Regions from separate parts of the Homo sapiens genome. Here region 1 is linked to region 2. Evidence: chromatin loops called from intact Hi-C (ENCODE). Cell type or tissue: natural killer cell. All regions are shown on one strand. Links, peaks and the distances in the headings refer to the core of each region. The heading gives the core; the rest is flanking DNA.

The links. Peaks named below come from ENCODE experiments on the same cell type or tissue, not always from the same donor. Only the 100,000 strongest peaks of a DNase experiment are listed, where the experiment ranks them.
Region 1: it touches region 2 in a loop (3-fold over the local background); 2 of 110 quality-filtered maps call a loop at or near these places.

What each region holds. Positions count from the first base shown.
Region 1 is chr3:177,647,712-177,656,055 of GRCh38, reverse strand. All of the region lies in intron 3 of LINC00578 (long intergenic non-protein coding RNA 578), which reads right to left. Among named protein-coding and RNA genes, the nearest start is that of LINC02015, 160 kb to the left of the region's middle. RefSeq lists silencers at 2,801-3,095, 3,009-3,209. In natural killer cell, for the core only: no CTCF peak of the experiment used is centred there; a DNase peak (open chromatin) is centred at 7,995; H3K27ac peaks cover 749 bases.
Region 2 is chr3:177,534,592-177,542,935 of GRCh38, reverse strand. LINC00578 (long intergenic non-protein coding RNA 578) reads right to left here. Exons shown (of 4, transcript NR_047568.1): 2 at 3,443-3,541. Among named protein-coding and RNA genes, the nearest start is that of LINC00578, 97 kb to the right of the region's middle. In natural killer cell, for the core only: no CTCF peak of the experiment used is centred there; a DNase peak (open chromatin) is centred at 3,725; H3K27ac peaks cover 1,507 bases.

The DNA of each region.
Region 1 (8,344 bases), core at 71-8,070, 110 kb before region 2:
GAAAATCGCCCCCAAAGAGTTCTGGACTCAAGTCAACCAGTGGAACAGCATTTAAAAAGATATTTGTCTAGGGAGGGATTATAGATTTTCTAAACTCCATTTCTAATAATTGGAGCGGCACATGTGGCTGGTAACTTGATAAAAATGAATACACGAAGGCCGTTATAACAGATGGAGCATTTTAGTCAAAAAATAACAAGCCATTTCTTCCTCGGGCAAAAGGAGCCAACTAATTGAATGTGGTGGGAACGTAAAAATTCAGAGCCTCAAGCACATGAAGTCACTTAGACATTTATGGCTTGGGATGAACTTGAAAAATATAGTAAAGAAAAATCTACAATGAGCAACAGATTTATGGGCTTAAAATGTACTTCCATTTGCCCTTAAAAAGCCTTCTGGGAAGAAATTTTCATTATATTTTGGACAACATGATGTTCTATCTTCTGTATCTAGAAAGTTCAAACCGGGCTAACCAGTGATGACGGAAAAGAAAATTGTATTATACCTTGATATTTTTGTGTTTCTGTTCAGTATTTTCTCAACTGAGACCACTTAGTGCCTTGTATTGATCATCATTTCATATTTATTGAGTGCCAGTGCTCAATACAACACACAGAAGATATGATGAAAACTACATCAGCGAAGTGGAGTAGAAGGTAGGGTAATGTTCCAGTAAGTTTGGGCAGTTACCTAAAACCAGAAGCATTTCTATCAGCAGGGTTCTAAGCACAGGTTATTCTTTTAAATGTCTTGGGATTGTGAAGGAGGATAGAAAGGGAGGATCTGGAAGAAGCCTTTGAAAATAGCTGTCTAGAATTGTGTTGATACAGTTTAAACTCTCTAAACCATACTATTCTGCTTATAATAATCAAGACTATTAAGAGATGGGGTGTCGGAAGTGACAAGTGACTCCTTAAAAATAAAGTTGGTCTCCAATTTAAGTTTAAAAATAATGTAGTATTTGATTATATATAATCCAAAGTATAACACACATACTGATTTTTAAATAGGAAGGAAGGAAGGGAGGGAGGGAGGGAAGGAAAGAGAAAGAAAGAGAAAAGAAAGAAAGAAAAAGAAAGAAAGAAAGAAGGAAAGAAAGAAAGAAAGAAAAGGAAAGAAAAAAAGAACAGAAAAGAAAAGAAGAATTTCAAATAATTTATATACAGTGAACACTTTACGCTCCAAGAGGTGAGGCATAATTCCCCATTCTTTAAGTATGGCGTGTGTATAGAAACTCATTTTCAAAGAGCACAGTGTGAACGCGAGGGGAAAAGTAACTTCATAGTGGAGAAATCTGGCAAACACTACCTCAGTCAGGTTACCAACAGGTTACCTCCATCAAACATCAACAGTGAGAAGTCACATTGATAGCATGCACCCTTGATATGATATGGTGGTCTTCCTCTCCAAATCCATAAACCCAGTCTACTCATGAGAAAAACATCAGATACATTCCACTTGAGGAATAGTCTACAAAATACCTTACCAAAACTCAATATATTCAAAAGCAAGGAAATTCTGAGATACTGTCACAGCCCATAGGAGTCTAAGAAGACATACTGAATGTAATGTGGCATCCTGAATGGGATTCTGGAAGAGAAAAAGAATATTAAGTAAAAACTAAGGGAATCTGAATAAAGTATGAACTATATTTAAAATTGGTTCATTTATTGTGACAAATACACCATAATAATTTAAGGTGCTAAAAATAGGAAAAACTGGGTGATGAATTTATGGGAACTCCTTGCTATCTTTTCATGTTTTCTGCATTTTTCTAAAACTACTAAAAGAAAATTTTATTTTAAAAAATAAAATGGAAGGTGGTTGCAGCAAAGAAACAATAGAAGAGGTGAGCATTAAAAGGAAATGGAAGTTAACATCAAAAGTAGGAGCTCTCATGAATAGGGCTGCAATGAACATTCACGTGCATGTGTCTTTATGGTAGAATGATTCATATTCTTTTGGGTATATACCCAATAATGAGATTGAGATTGCTGGGTCCAACGGTAGTTCTGTTTTTAGCTCTTTGAGGAATCACCACACTGCTTTCTGCAATGGTTGAACGAATTTACACTCCTACCAACAGTGTATAAGCGTTCCCCTTTCTCTGCAACCTCACCAGCATCTATTATTTTTTGACTTTTTAATAATAGCCATTCTGACTGGTTCGTGAGATGGTATTTCGTTGTGGTTTCGATTTGCATTTCCCTAATGATCAGCGATATTGAGCTTTTTTCATATGCTTCCCGGGCCACATGTATGTCTTCCTTTGAAAATTGTCTGTTCATGTTCTTTGCCCACTTTTTAATGGGGTTGTTTGGGGGTTTTTGGGCAAATTAAAAGAAATGAAATCAACCTAAATGCCCACCAATGATAGACCAGATAAAGAAAGTGTGGTACATATACAACATGGACTACTACCCAGCCATAAGAAAGCACAAGATCACGTCCTTTGCAGGAACATGGGTGGAGCTGGAGGCCATTATCCTTAGCAAACTAACACAGGAACAGAAAACCAAATACTGCATGTTCTCACTTATAAGCAGAAGCTAAATGATGAGAACACATAGACACAAAGAAGAGAACAGCAGACACTGAGGCCTATTTGAGGGTGGAGGACGGGAGGAGGGAGAAAAGCAGAAAAAAATAACTATTGAGTACTAGGCTTAGTATCTTAGCATTGGGACCATACAACAAACCCGTGTGACAGGAGTTTACCTACATAACAAACCTGCATATCTACCCTTAACCTAAAATATAAGTTAAGGAAAAAAAAAAAAAAGTAGGAGCTCTCAACCCAGTGGAGTCTTGAATGTTAGCACTGGGGAAAAAAAGTCAAAATTCATGGTTAAATGCCAAAGAGAACTGTTTGGAACAATGTGTTAAGAACAGCTGTGAGATATTCATAAGCACAATTAGCACCTTGACTGACTGGCAGTCAAAAATAAACCAGCTGTAGGGGAGTGAGCAGGCCAGGGTCATAAACAGTTCCTGCAATGCCTTCGAAATGAGACAAGGCAGCCCGCAAGAGGAAAGTGTTAGGTAAACAGAGGCCAGATTTGTAACAAGAACTCCTGTGTTATGTGTTCTCTCTGGTGTTTCTAATTAAGAGTAAGAGTTGAACCTCATTTTTTCAAAATTATCATTTTGACATTTTTTTCACTTTTATAAAGGCTTTTATGTCTAGATACCGCAGCGCATGCTGCTCACTACCTTAAATTTTGCCTAGTAGAAGAGAACCTAAAACCAATTCTGCAATGCTACATCCGACCAGCCTTTAGTTTCAGCTGCAGGTTCTTTATTTGGAGGGGCTGAATCATCCATTTCTCACCTTTTTCACCAGCCAAGTATTTTTAACTTACTGTCAGCTATGCAGTGAACATAGGTCTATAAAGAAAATGTGCATTTTTCACTTTTCTGCTTTCAATTGCTGAATCCAGGAATGCATTACAGAAAAAAAAAAAGTAAGGTATTTTATGTAAAAATAATATTGGTTTGTTTCACATTCTTCTCCATTTTTGTTTTTAGTGCTCAAAGTGAGTCTTTGCCACTCTAAACAGAGACCACTTCTTAACTGGTGACAGCTTATTTGCACTACCCCAAGTAAAGAAAAACAGTGTGCAGTGGCCCTGAGATCTCCAATGGGCTGCAGGGCTAGATGAGTTGTAGAGATGGTTGTATCCAACTCCCTATACCAGGAAGATCTGATCCAGAAGCTGAGCCTCTGTGTACCTGTCCTGCTAGACCTCAAAATCTGGAACAGGGAAGGGACAGAGCTTAAACTGATGTTTTAGAGCCATTTACACACTGATAAGGAACTCAACATCAGGAAAACAGTTTGTTCCAACATCTAAAGGAAACTGTCAGGGTTACATTGGGCTCTTAGGAGTAAACTAAGAAAATGGAAGTAGGGAGGCCAAGCAATGGGTAGAAGAAGAAGAGAGAGGTGCATTTCTCATCATGAGCACATGTGGACAGCATAGCAATTAAAAGCATTTAAGCAAGACTTTGCTTCTCTCTCTGTTGTTGTTGTTGTTAGCATGATAAATAAAGAATAGATTTCCTGGTCAGGGCTAGAAAAGTATACAGCAATGACTGGATTTACAGAATGGTGAAATTCAGGTAATACAATTCTATGTGCTACATTCAAAAACAGAAAGAATAAATTATGCCTTGGAAAAAGGAACACTGGGAAATACCAAGCCAATTAAGATACTGATTACCAGATTTGCTGGCTGAGCACATACTGCATACCCAGAATCGGTATGCCACAAAACACAGAACAGAGAAATTAAGATGGGGAAAGGTCATCTATAAAAGGTGACCAGAGCAAGATGTTTTGAAGGTATGAAGGCTTGAAGGCAAGCACAGGGGCAGGGTCTGACAGGAGGGAGGGTGACGGCCCATGCAGAAGGAAATAGTTACCCCTTGAGCTATGCAAGTTTGAAGAAAACTCCAAAGTATCTGTTCTGTCCTCAGAGTCTTTACAGATATTTCAGATGGGCAAAACCAAACTCAATTCTGTAACAGAAAAGCAAATAATTATAGTAAACACTTATATAGCAATTGTTCTATGTCAGATACATATAAATATAGTAACTTATTTAATGTTTACAATAATCCTATGCAGAAGGGACTTTGTTCTCCCTATTTTACAGATGAAAACAGAGTTTGGTTGCAAAACCAAACTTAATTCTATAACAGAAAAGCAAATACTTCAGATGGGCAAATACAGATATTTCAGATGGGCAAAACCAAACTCAATTCTGTAACAGAAAAGCAAATAATTATAGTAAATACTTATGTACCAATTGTTCTATGTCAGATACACATAAATATATTAACTTATTTAATATTTACAATAATCTTATGCAGAGGGGACTTTGTTCGCCCTATTTTACAAATGAAAAAAACCAGACACAAAGAGGTCAAGTGACTTGCCCAAGGTTACACAGCTAATAAGTGTGCTCTTAGCCATTATATGCTGATTCGTATCCCATATAAGCTACCTGCCACCAGACAAGAGCATACATATTCAGCTTATAGCTGTGCTGTGACCTAAAACAATTAAAATAAACTGTTCGGAGCCACTTTGCTTCTTCGTCTTTGTGCTCTCACTCAACCATTCCACAAATACATTAATATATCGAATGCATACTGTGCACCATGCACTATTATAAGATTTGGGGATACAAAACATTAAATATCCTTGCCTTCCTGAAGCATACATTCTAGTGAGGGACAACAGACAAATAAAATAAATAAGCATCATATGTAGTATATTAGACAGTAATACGTATGGTGGATACAAAGCAGGAAAGAGAGACAGAAATCACAGCTGAAATTTTGAATGTTATATATCCTGAAAGAGCTGAGGGAGAAAACCAACAGGTATTCAGGGAGAAAGCACTCCAGGTAGAGGGAGCAGCAAACATAAATATCCTAGGGCCAGAAAGGGAGAAAATGTCCAAGGGGATTTTGTGGCTAGAATGGATTTATCTTTGGTTAAGTCCCTAGGCCAAGTCTCAAAATGTGTTTTATCCCAAATAAAAGTGAAGTACAAGCAGTCTTCAAATTATGTATACTTCACATACTGCTCTTCTACTACAAGGATTTCCCTTCATATATCATCCTTCCAGAAATAACTCAAAAGCTACTGACTCCTCCCAGATTCTTCCTTAGTCTCTTGCTAAGAGCAGTACATGCCTTTTCCAAATTCCTTATGGTATTCACCACTCCCCACCTTGCTTTTGATTATACTTTATCTTATACATTCATTGAGGACAGAATATGGATTTGGTTCATTATTTAATTCTCTACTGACTTTGGCCTTGCTCGTTGTCAATATTCAATAAATGGTTGTTGAAAAGGTTTGAGTGCGTGATTTCTATTGAATTAAACTCCATATTATACTAATGTTACTAACTTCACATCTCTATTTTATTACAATGAGGAAAGATATTTTAGCCGTACTTTCTCAAATTTTTGGTTGCTTAATACAATTTTTTTGCCAAAATATTTCAACTTATCAATATGTAAAACTTCAAGCTTATATTTTAAGCTTCAATGATCTTAAAGAGTAACACATTTTCCCACACAACCATAAACTAAAAGAGAAAGATTCATTTCTATGACTTTGCTGTAAATAAAAATGGCAGATTGCAAAATATCTTTGCTTATGTAATCAAAACATAATAAAGAATAACATATTTAAATATGTCAAGTAGAGAGAATATTTTTAAATGAAGCTGAATTTCCATTTTTTCCCAATCTGGCAACGACCAGTGGCTTCTCTCCTATGATTTCCTGACTGAAAAATTTATTAGATAGAATGTGTTCCTGTAAGGAATACTAAAAAATCTGACATGGGCTTGTGAGGATAGTATAGCTAATGATTCACTACCACACTGCTTTCAAAAATCAAGAAGTACAAAGATAAGGTAAGACAGAGTAGGACAGAATTTAAAATAATTTCCCCAAAAATTCTCCTTATTCCTCTGATATAGAATGAAGTCAATAATGTCACAGAACTGATTTGAAACTAACCAGGCATCTATTTCAGCTTCATGGTTATTAATGGTTTTAAGAGTAGAAAATAAATGCGAAAATCAATGATAGAAACATTTTGGGGAAACAAATTCCTGGTTTGGAATTGTTTCCTCCTTCTGTGTCTACCTCCGTGGAGTGACTTTAGGTGGTATGACCTGGCTGGGGTGTGCAGGCCTCTATGCAGAACACTCACTTGGGGAAGCTGGCCCTTGGCCCAAGGAAAGCTGTTCAAAGATCCTGACTGAGGCTCCAATTGATCAATAGATGAACACTGCTGATGCTGAGGACTGGATAACCCAGGACACTTCTGCTCAAGGACCTATAGATTAACCAAGACTTCATGTCTTATTGCAGAGGGGATAAGAGGGGAAGGCAGATGCAATGTTCTGGCTATCAGACACTAGAAACTGCTCAGCCCCTAATAAACACAACTCAATACTCTCTGTGCCATCTTGGGTTTCAAAATATGAGTCTCTTGGAATATAGAAGCTATTTTCCCTTTTTCCCCTCTCCTTTTCCTAATCCAGAATAGCATCACCTCCTCAATTGTCTTGAATATAATTTTTTCCCAAAACTAAACCTGGCTGTCATTCATACCGTCTTCAGTCATTCATACCGTCTTCAATCATTCATACAATAAATATTTCCAGAGCACCCACCGTGTGACTGGGCTTGCAAGACAGGATGCTGAAAAGACAGGTGTGGTTCTTGTGTTCCTTAGGGACAGAGGAAAGGATGAGTGCCCTGAAGTGCAGTGAACAATGACCCACAGCCCGCTTCTCAATACACGATGGCTTATTGAAGAATGTGTCACACAATGAAAGACACTGGTAAACACTGAACCTCACAAAGTGAGGTTCTAGGGAGAGGCAAGAATTATATCAGAACCACAGAAGGAGATTTTCCAAGCTCCACAAGCCCAACAATAGTTTTCACCCCTCCCACCTAACGGCCTCCCACTCCCACTCCAATTCCAATGTTAACCTTACCACCTCCTCTCCTGCCCAATATAATGGAAACATTTGTATTTTTCCTTCTTAGCCATTTTTTTTTCTCTGCAGTCTATAGAGGGGTACATGAGGCTGATGGTGGGGAAAATAGAGTACACTTTGGGCTTTGCATTTCCACAACTGATTCATGACATTAGCAGAGGCAGGCACTTGAGAACAAGAAAAAACAAAACTATTGGAGATTCTGAAGATTTGGCTTTGAATTACAAAAGATAAATTCTGGAAAATTCAGAACAAAGCATTCATGGAGTGGGAAACATTTCAGAGGAAACTAGCTGTGCAAAGAGCAGCTTTCCTACCACTTGGAGAAGAAATAATAATTGTAAGAGCTTGCATGCTGTGAGGACCTGAGAAGTGGCTTGGCACACTGACAATGCCATCTCTCATAGGACCTTGGTAGCATCCACACCAGAAGTCACAGGTGAGAACTGGGGATTTCAGAGAAAAAGAGCCCATTTCCTGGCTTTCCACAATGCGGTTCAGATACTGCGCAGCTCACAGCAAAGCCCTGAGTTTGACACGATGCCAAGCTGTAGGTCAAAGGGCCGAAGGAGGAATATAGGTGCAGTTCCCAAAGCTGTGATTTCTGCAGGGTGGTAAGTGGAAAAGAGCCAAGAGTACCTAAGAAGGCACACAATCCCAATGCGCATACAAAAAAAGTCACAGAAGTGGTTGAGAAAAGGGGTTACCACTCACAGTTCCAGGTCAGAGGATACAGGGTGCATAAACCTTCCATGGAGGGAAGACCAAAGACCAAATGGAAGGAGACCCCCCCCACACACCCT
Region 2 (8,344 bases), core at 21-8,020:
GTGTATGAGCATTTGCTGGCTTAAAAAAGATATAATCATCCTGAAAGCTATGTAGCTAAGGTACTCTCTATTAATATCAATATTAACTGTCAACCTGTAGTCTTATTTACTTGAAGTTTCTTAATTGTTTTGTTTATAAAATTAACTACATTCATAATCCCCATTCATAATTGCAATATTGTACTCTTGCAATAATAAACATACTTTTTTATGTATTTTAAATTTTAAATGGACAGAGAATTTCAATATATAAAGCATATTACATATAGAATGTTTTTACCTGTATTTTAATGTAATTATTCAGATGGGCATGCTTTGTTCCTCTTACTAATTTTTTATGCCAATTATGCATGATGATAAATAATACGATCAGGCTGTCATTGATCATCTCAGGTTCAGAGATACCATCAATAACGCAGAAGTGGGACATTTGTTTACTCAGCCTTTAAAGGCTATGGCCAAAACTAAAGCCAAATAGAGAGTTTGGCCAAATACTGTACAAAGATTGAAGCAAAATTTCAGTGCATTTCTATATGAAATGAATAGAAACAAAATGAATTGAACTACAGCATAAGTTAATGAGACTAAAGATAAACAGTGAATCTGTAAATGCAAGAGGACATACTTCATCATTTTTTTAGATGAGAAAAAGCACCGACATTATAAGTGTGTATTTCTCATTCTTTGAAACAGAAGTGTAAATACACATGCTCCAGGAATGATCACTGCTGTAATCCTAAACACCTAGTCTTCCAATACAAAAATTCAGCCTCCCATGTGTAACTGACCCTTGCCTTGACAGATTTCTGAAACTATAGTTCAGAAACTATTGCAACCAGAGTTGCTAGGGAGTAACTTTGCCCTTTCCTGCCTAGTGATTTCTTTGGGGGAACAACTCATAATTTACAAGATATTTTCAGCAAGGCAGCCCGGCCTGCAGGACTGGGACCCTTCCTGAGCCCACCTGTAACTTCATGACAAATGCTTTAATAATCTGCCTGTTTGCTGCTTCTCGCCCTTCAGTGCTTTGCTCTAAAGACATTTGTTTTTTAAATCTATCTGAGGAAAAAGCCCTGGATAATGCAGCTTTTTCCATGATTCTCTCCACGGCCTGCCCACAGGTCAGTATTCAAGATGCCAGTGCCTCAGAGCCTAATTATTAGATGACATATTTCCTCCCGAGGCGGCACAAGCTGTTTCTTCCTTTCATAAGGTAAAAATGTGTGGACTAATCCATAATCAAACAAGGAGGGAAAATCTCTACTTAGCATAAGCACAGTCCAGAACAAAAGTTCTAACACCAATTAGTAACAATATGAATTTAAATCAGAATAGCCAATTTGCCAGTATGAAAATCCCAACCAGGAAAATGTTTCTTCCTTTTCTACAATAACAGCCCCCTCATGTACAAATAGTAGAGTGCCAGAGAGTTAGAGATCCTCTATTGGTATTTTAAAATTCTTCTATGCATAGCCATTGTCTTCATTGCAGCAACCAACCAGGGTGTTGCTGGGCAGGAGAATGTGCAAAATTATCCCAGCAGGTCATCTAATAGTGAACATGACTATGATATGGGGGCTAGCTGGAACAGCCATAAAGCTAAGATAGTACTCAGTAGAAAGAGCAGGGGGATCGGCCAGGCATGGTGGCTCATGCCTGTAATCCCAGCACATTGGGAGCCCAAGGCAGGTGGATCACCTGAGTTCGGGGGTTTGAGACCACCAGCCTGGCCAACATAGTGAAACCCCGTCTCTACTAAAAATACCTAAATTAGCTGGGTGTGGTGGTGTGCATCTCTGGTCCCAGCTACTCAGGAGGCTGAGGCAGGAGAATCGCTTGAACCCAGAAGGTGGAGGTTGCAGTGAGCCGAGATTGCACCATTGCACTCCAAACTGGGTGAGAAGAGCGAAACTCTGTCTCCAAAAAAATGAAAGAAAGAAAGAGAAGGAAAGAAAGAAAGAAAGAAAGAAAGAAAGAAAGAAAGAAAGAAGAGAGAGAAGAGAAAGAAGAGAAGAGAAGAGAAGGATTCATGAAGTTCTAGTCCACCTCTTCCTCAACACAGCTGTGAGGCAAGGAGCAAGTCATTTGCCCTTTCTGAGCCTCAGTTTCCTCATTGTAAAATGGCAAAAGTAATATGTGAAATGTCTTGGGAATTAAAGTGCCACTCAAATGTAGGAGATGATTAGTAACAGAATCATAGGACAGTTTTCCATTGAGCCCAAAGGTACGAGCAGCACAGTCCCTACCTAATTTGGTGCTATGGTGCAGCTATGGCTAAGAGTCGATGCAAATGGAACCCTCATGGGTGTTACCAACTGTATCCTCGCAAGAGTAGTTTTCGTCTCCCTGCACCTTAGGCCTTCAGAAATGAGTTTTTCCAAATATTGTTTGAAATCACAGAAAGAATTCACAACCAGAGTATATATACCTGCTTCTTTGAATAAGTGCTTCTTCTCTTACAAGCACTGAATCTAAGATCTGAGGCTAAAGATGGGTGAAACTCTTCCTCATACTCTCTAGGGATAAAGTAGTGGCATTCTTCATGTAAAATGGACTCTCTCCATTGGCCCCATGTAGTATAATGTTCAGATTTACAAATTTGTATTTTATTCCCTCCAATGAATGCATAGCAATATATAATACAGATAGATCCAGTTAAAGACACTTTCAGACCCTGAGTGACTGAGTTTAAAAAGTCAAACACAGAAATTAGACAAATGATATATGTGAAGTAAAGAGAATTTGGAAGCATTGATCAACAAAGAGGATATATTAAATATAGAGATGAAGAAAAGTAACTTGAACTGAATGAAAGAACAATGAAAATGTTACACAACATTTTAAAAGAGGCACCAATGACAAACATTGGTTGAGTAAATAATTATCTTAGGGAAAAAGTCAGGAGAGCACCTTAATTAAATTACTTAATTTAATTAAAGAGTTTCATTAACTTATTAAAACCTTCAAAAATCCATGGGTTTCCTCTAACAAAGCCTGCTGAAGCCCACTGTGGGCGGGATGCTGTGCTCTCAGTGGAAGGGTAATGCCAGAGAAGAAGATGGAGGAGAACTGGGTTTGAGCCCCAGTGTTATCCTTTGCTGCAGGACTTTAAGCAAGGTGCTCAGCTTCTCTGGGTCTGGTTTCTACAACTGCAAGATGTGTGATTAGACTAGATTAAAAGTAGCAAACTGGAGATCAAAAGGCTGCTCTCCAAATGAACCATAACAAAAACATTTTGGAAACTACATAAAAATCAAGACTGCTGGATTTTCCTGAAAAGTTAGAGTAGCCCCTCACTTTGGTTAGCCTTACTGTACGCAATAATAGGCTGGAGCTGATTGTCTTTCTGCCAGGGGAAAGTATAGTTCCCTAGTGGTATGTGGAGTCAGCAAATGTCTGCTTACACAATTACACTTTGCCCTGCTTCACTCACTTAAATTACCTGCCCGGGCCTGGGAGCATTTACATTTGTACCACTGAATAGCTGTTCTCCATCATCCCATTTGGTCTTCAGACTCCATAATCCTTTAAAGCTCTGCACCTGGAATGAAAAATCCAGCACAGTGAATTCTCGTCTTACTCTCTAATTTCAATCATCCCACCAGTTGGAGAAAAGCACTTAGAGATTTGGATCTAGAAACTGAAACGTATGTACTGATGGTCTGAAAACTCTTTAAAAAATAAACTAACCACCTTCCACCCCTCACGTGTCACTGTGGTATTTACTTTAGCTTCCTGTTCATCCGCTTTGCTTCCTGTCCAAGTTGATTTCTGCTTTACAGTCAAATGTACAAAGACTTTCCATAGTAATCAATTTCAAAGCATAACATTAATCTTTTTCACTTGAACCAAACACTTCAGAAACCTAAAATGCTAACTTAATGAGAATAATACCTGGATGCCAAAGATGGAACCCTTGAAGCTTTTTAAACAACTAAAGGATTTCCTGCAAACACTAAATCTTGTCTCTTACCCCTTTTTAAACCACTTCCATAAAAGGAAATATATTCTATTTTGACCAGACCGAGCACAAACACAAGGTTAAAAATGTTTGCCTGACACTTTTCAATACCCCTGCTTTGAATGCAGCAGTTTGTTTTGCTGCCGTATTTCTTTCAAATGATGTGCTTTGTGAGAATTCTAGATTCATCAAAATACCTATAAGCAAAGTTTTTAGTAGAAAGCGTTAGCTAGCTGCTTGCATGCTTTTGAATGTGAGAGATTTTCCCATATGTTGCCATATCATTTAGATTATATCTAAGTGATGCCAAAAAACTGGAGGAAAAGAGGGAGATTCTATTATCTATGTTTTATCTGCAAGTCACCAAACAGATAGCTGTTTCAGATCACCCAGCTGTGTGGCAACATATAGCTAAAACATCTGGGTGATTAGCTGAATTACTCATTTTCATCAAGACATTTTGTTCTCCTATAGACAATATCTGAGCTGTACACATGGATGTGTACAGTATATGCGTGTGTTTACCTATGTACATGTGTCCCTAAGATGACAAATTTAAGCAATTGTTTTAGACACAAAATGCAGGGTGAGATCTCCCTTCATCTCCTGCTGGACGATTCTAACAACCAATGGCTCTTTTCCATCTATGCCTGCCAACCCTGAATCAGGCCAAGGAGCAAAGCTGGGAGGTCAACCCAGGCAAAGCCAGCAGAAAAGGGCTGTACTTCCCTTCTTTGCAATCCCAAGCCAAGAATTGCTGACCCTGAGTGTGCACACAAATTGCTGGTAGATGAGGCATTGGGGAATGCAGCAGGGGCGGGAAGAATCACAAAATAATAGAAAGCTACTATTTAAAATGTGCATATTCGGTACAAGGCTCTAGGCTAAATGTCTTTACCTGCATTGTCCCATTTGATTCTCACAATAACTCTTTAAGGCAAGAACTATTATTCTCACTCTCCTACTTTTTTTTCTTTGGTTTTTTGGTGGTGTTTGTTTGTGTTTTTTTGTTTTTTTTTTTTTTTTTTTTTACAAATGAGGAGACTCAGAAAAGTTAAGTAACAAGCAAGTGTCTGTATTTGAAGGCAAGTTTGTCTGACTTCCAAACACACCTCTTAGTAATGCAACTACACTGCTTAGTCTGGGTTGCAGGTGGCCACCCTCCTCAAAGTGACACTGGAGCACTTTCAAAGCATGTCATCCCAGGCTGAGATGATAGTCCTGGTTAAGCTCCCTCCCCACAAGATTATAAAGTAGAGTAATGGTGACAACTGCCCCTGTGCTGATCCAAAGCTTCACTACTGAAACCTTAGTTAATTCCCTAAAATCTTTGAGCAGGGTTCGGGAGGAAGAGGGAACCAAAGTTACGCAGTCTTCACAATAAAAATACATGCCATTTGAATCACTAAAGTGGGCAAGGTATAATTTATACTGTTATATTTCAAGCTGACTAGTTCCTGTATTTTCTAACAAGTCCAGTCTCAAACATTCTCTCTCTCATTGTCAATCTATCTATTTTGATTTGGGGTTTATAAAATTAGACTGCTGAACTCCCATGGTAGACTGTGACCTCATCTACCATCTTGGTATGTTACAGTTATTTGAGTTATGGATGGCTGCAATTATTTTATTAAATATATGCTCACTATAGCACTTTTAATATATGGCCATTAAATATTGTGCTTAAGGGGACACTTCTCCCGGAAAAAAAAAATGCATGTTTTTTATTCTTGGAATCTGGGCAGGAATGATATATCACATCATGGTACCATGAGGCAAACAATAGAAGATATTGAACACAGAAAACTTTTGAAACTAAACAAGCAAATAATTGTCATCCCAATTATTTCATTATGGCTGACAATAGAATGACACAAAAGACTGAGTGAGTGGCTCCCAGAATGGCATGACAATCATAAAAGACTCAAGACACAAAGAGACAGCAGAATTCATACAATATGCAGTGTACAGTAAAACCTTGTTATTCTGATCACAGATCTTTTTCCCCGAGTAGTATGTAATTCAAAACAATTCCCACTCCTCAACTGCCTAGACAGTCTTATTGTTAGTTTATTAAAATACGAGCTCATTTTAACCTGGCTAATTCAAGTCAAATTTTGCCAGCCCCTTACATGGTAACTAATGAGATTTTACTTCAACTCTGTTTCATCTCCTGGCCTCTGACTACTCCCAAATTAGTTTCACAAATGCAATTGTGCAGAGTAAAAGAAAACCACCATACTGAATGGTAATAACACATGTGGAAAAATATATGTTGAATAGCTGTTCTTTCATGACTTTCTGAGTTCTCTGCCCTTTTTAAAATTTCCCTTATGTTTATATATTAAACTATAATCTGAATGTACTCAAAGCATGTGATTTATAGAAAAAGAGAAGGAAAGAGAGGAAGAGAGATTTAAAGTTTTTCACTGCTAAGAAAAACCATTAGTATCTAATAATAATAATATATCATAATAATGCAATGTATTGGCACTGACTACATGCAAAAAAATTTTAAATATTTTATAGAGTCTTCACAGTAACCATAAATTCAGTACTATAAGCCTTCTTTTGTTGATGAAGAGAGGCACAGAAAGGTTAAGCAACTTGCCCCAGGCCATGAAGTTGTAAGTGGCCAGCGGCTGGACTCAGGGTGAACAGCAATTTAGGCCTCTGGTTAGGAGGACAAAGATGAGGCTGGCCAAGTCCACATGCTGAGCTCCATCTTCCTTCCTCCCACCTTCACTTGACTCTCCCAGCACCACCACCATCACAGGCCACGGAAAAGCTGAACCTCTAGATGACCTGTTTCATCCTCAATTTCCCGTACCCCAAAACATTAGAGAATTCCCAAATCCCCAAACAATAATGATCCCTTTTCCAGCCAGCACTTCAAGAACAGGAGAGAAGGGGCAAGCCCCCCTGAGTTCTGAGTCCCGCAGGTACCTCGGCCCCTCACTGCCAGCAGCCAGGGAATTTGTATTCTATTGGGCTGGTTGTTTCCAGCTGTCACAGTCTGCTCTAAAACCTGTGTTTGTTCTACTGCTAAGAATTTCAATGCCACCCCAATAACCCTTTTCCTCAGCATAATTTGGATAGGACACAAACTGTCAACACTACATGCCTGGGTTATTCCATGAGCATAGTGGATGCTCCGGTACCTGTTCATATTTCTCTCACCAGGTCAACATGCCCAGCTCCCAGCTTCTGTGGCTGTGGTCTGCAAAAGGCACACAGCTGTATCCATTGCAGAAGAATTGCATCCTGCCTAATGGGCCTGCCTCACCTTGGAAGTTAGGCCAGTGGCCAATGACTGACTACCTCAGACACAAAGCTGACCCCTTGCATTAAAGGGCCACCAACTTGATGGTGCAATTTGCTATCCAAAGCTCCCTAGAAGTCCAAGATAACGCTAGGCTCCAGCCGAAAACGCATCCTTCTTACCCTTCTTCCCCTGACCTCGTACTTCCCTCACTCCCCTTCTCCTGTGGGCACCTGCTTAATGAATCATGTATACCAGACTCCTGTCTCAGGCTCTGCTTCTAGAAACTAAGACAATCTCAATGCTCTCCCAAACCCAGGACTGTTCATTTCAGTCCTATCCTCTGACTCCAGAACATCCTTCCTCTAAGAACTTCCACTACTCTCAGGATCCTACATCATCTTCCTTCTATCTAGAAACTCCTCAGCTAACTCACTCCAAACTTTATACAGCTGTCATGGGGTATTTTCAATCACCATATAATGTTTTTCCTACCTATAGAAGTAGAAAATATTCATAACCTATAATCATTTTCCTGAGCAAGTTATGTCAAAGATTTTGTTCTGTCAAGGTAGTAGCAGATTGTACATGAGGAACAGTGAATACATTTTTGTTTTGGGAGCCTTCTGCATCACTTTATCTTTTTAACAGCATTGAAGAGTAGGCCTTCTCCAGATAAGATTGCCTGGCCCAGGACAATTACCCAGTGAGGATTAAGATCAATCTCTGGGTTAGACTGTGAACAAAATTTTGTCATCAAGTCATAATCTCTGCTTTCTTGGTCCTGAGATCAGGGCACCCTTCCAATTGTGGGAACACAGAAACGTGACATTTCTTTGAGTGGTTAACTGTAGATGCTCATACATGTCTGTATACAAGCCCATACACACACACACATATGCACATGTCCTTCTGGCCCAACATAAACAAATAGCTCCAGATTGGAAAGAGATGAGAGCTGGCAAGGGTCGGATGGCTTGGACACCGGGAAATTTTCCAGGTTCAAGCGGAAGGGCTGAAAAGAAATGCATTTCAGGCCGAGGCGGGTGGATCACGAGGTCAGGAGATCGAGACCATCCTGGCTAACACGGTGAAACCCCGTCTCTACTAAAAATACAAAA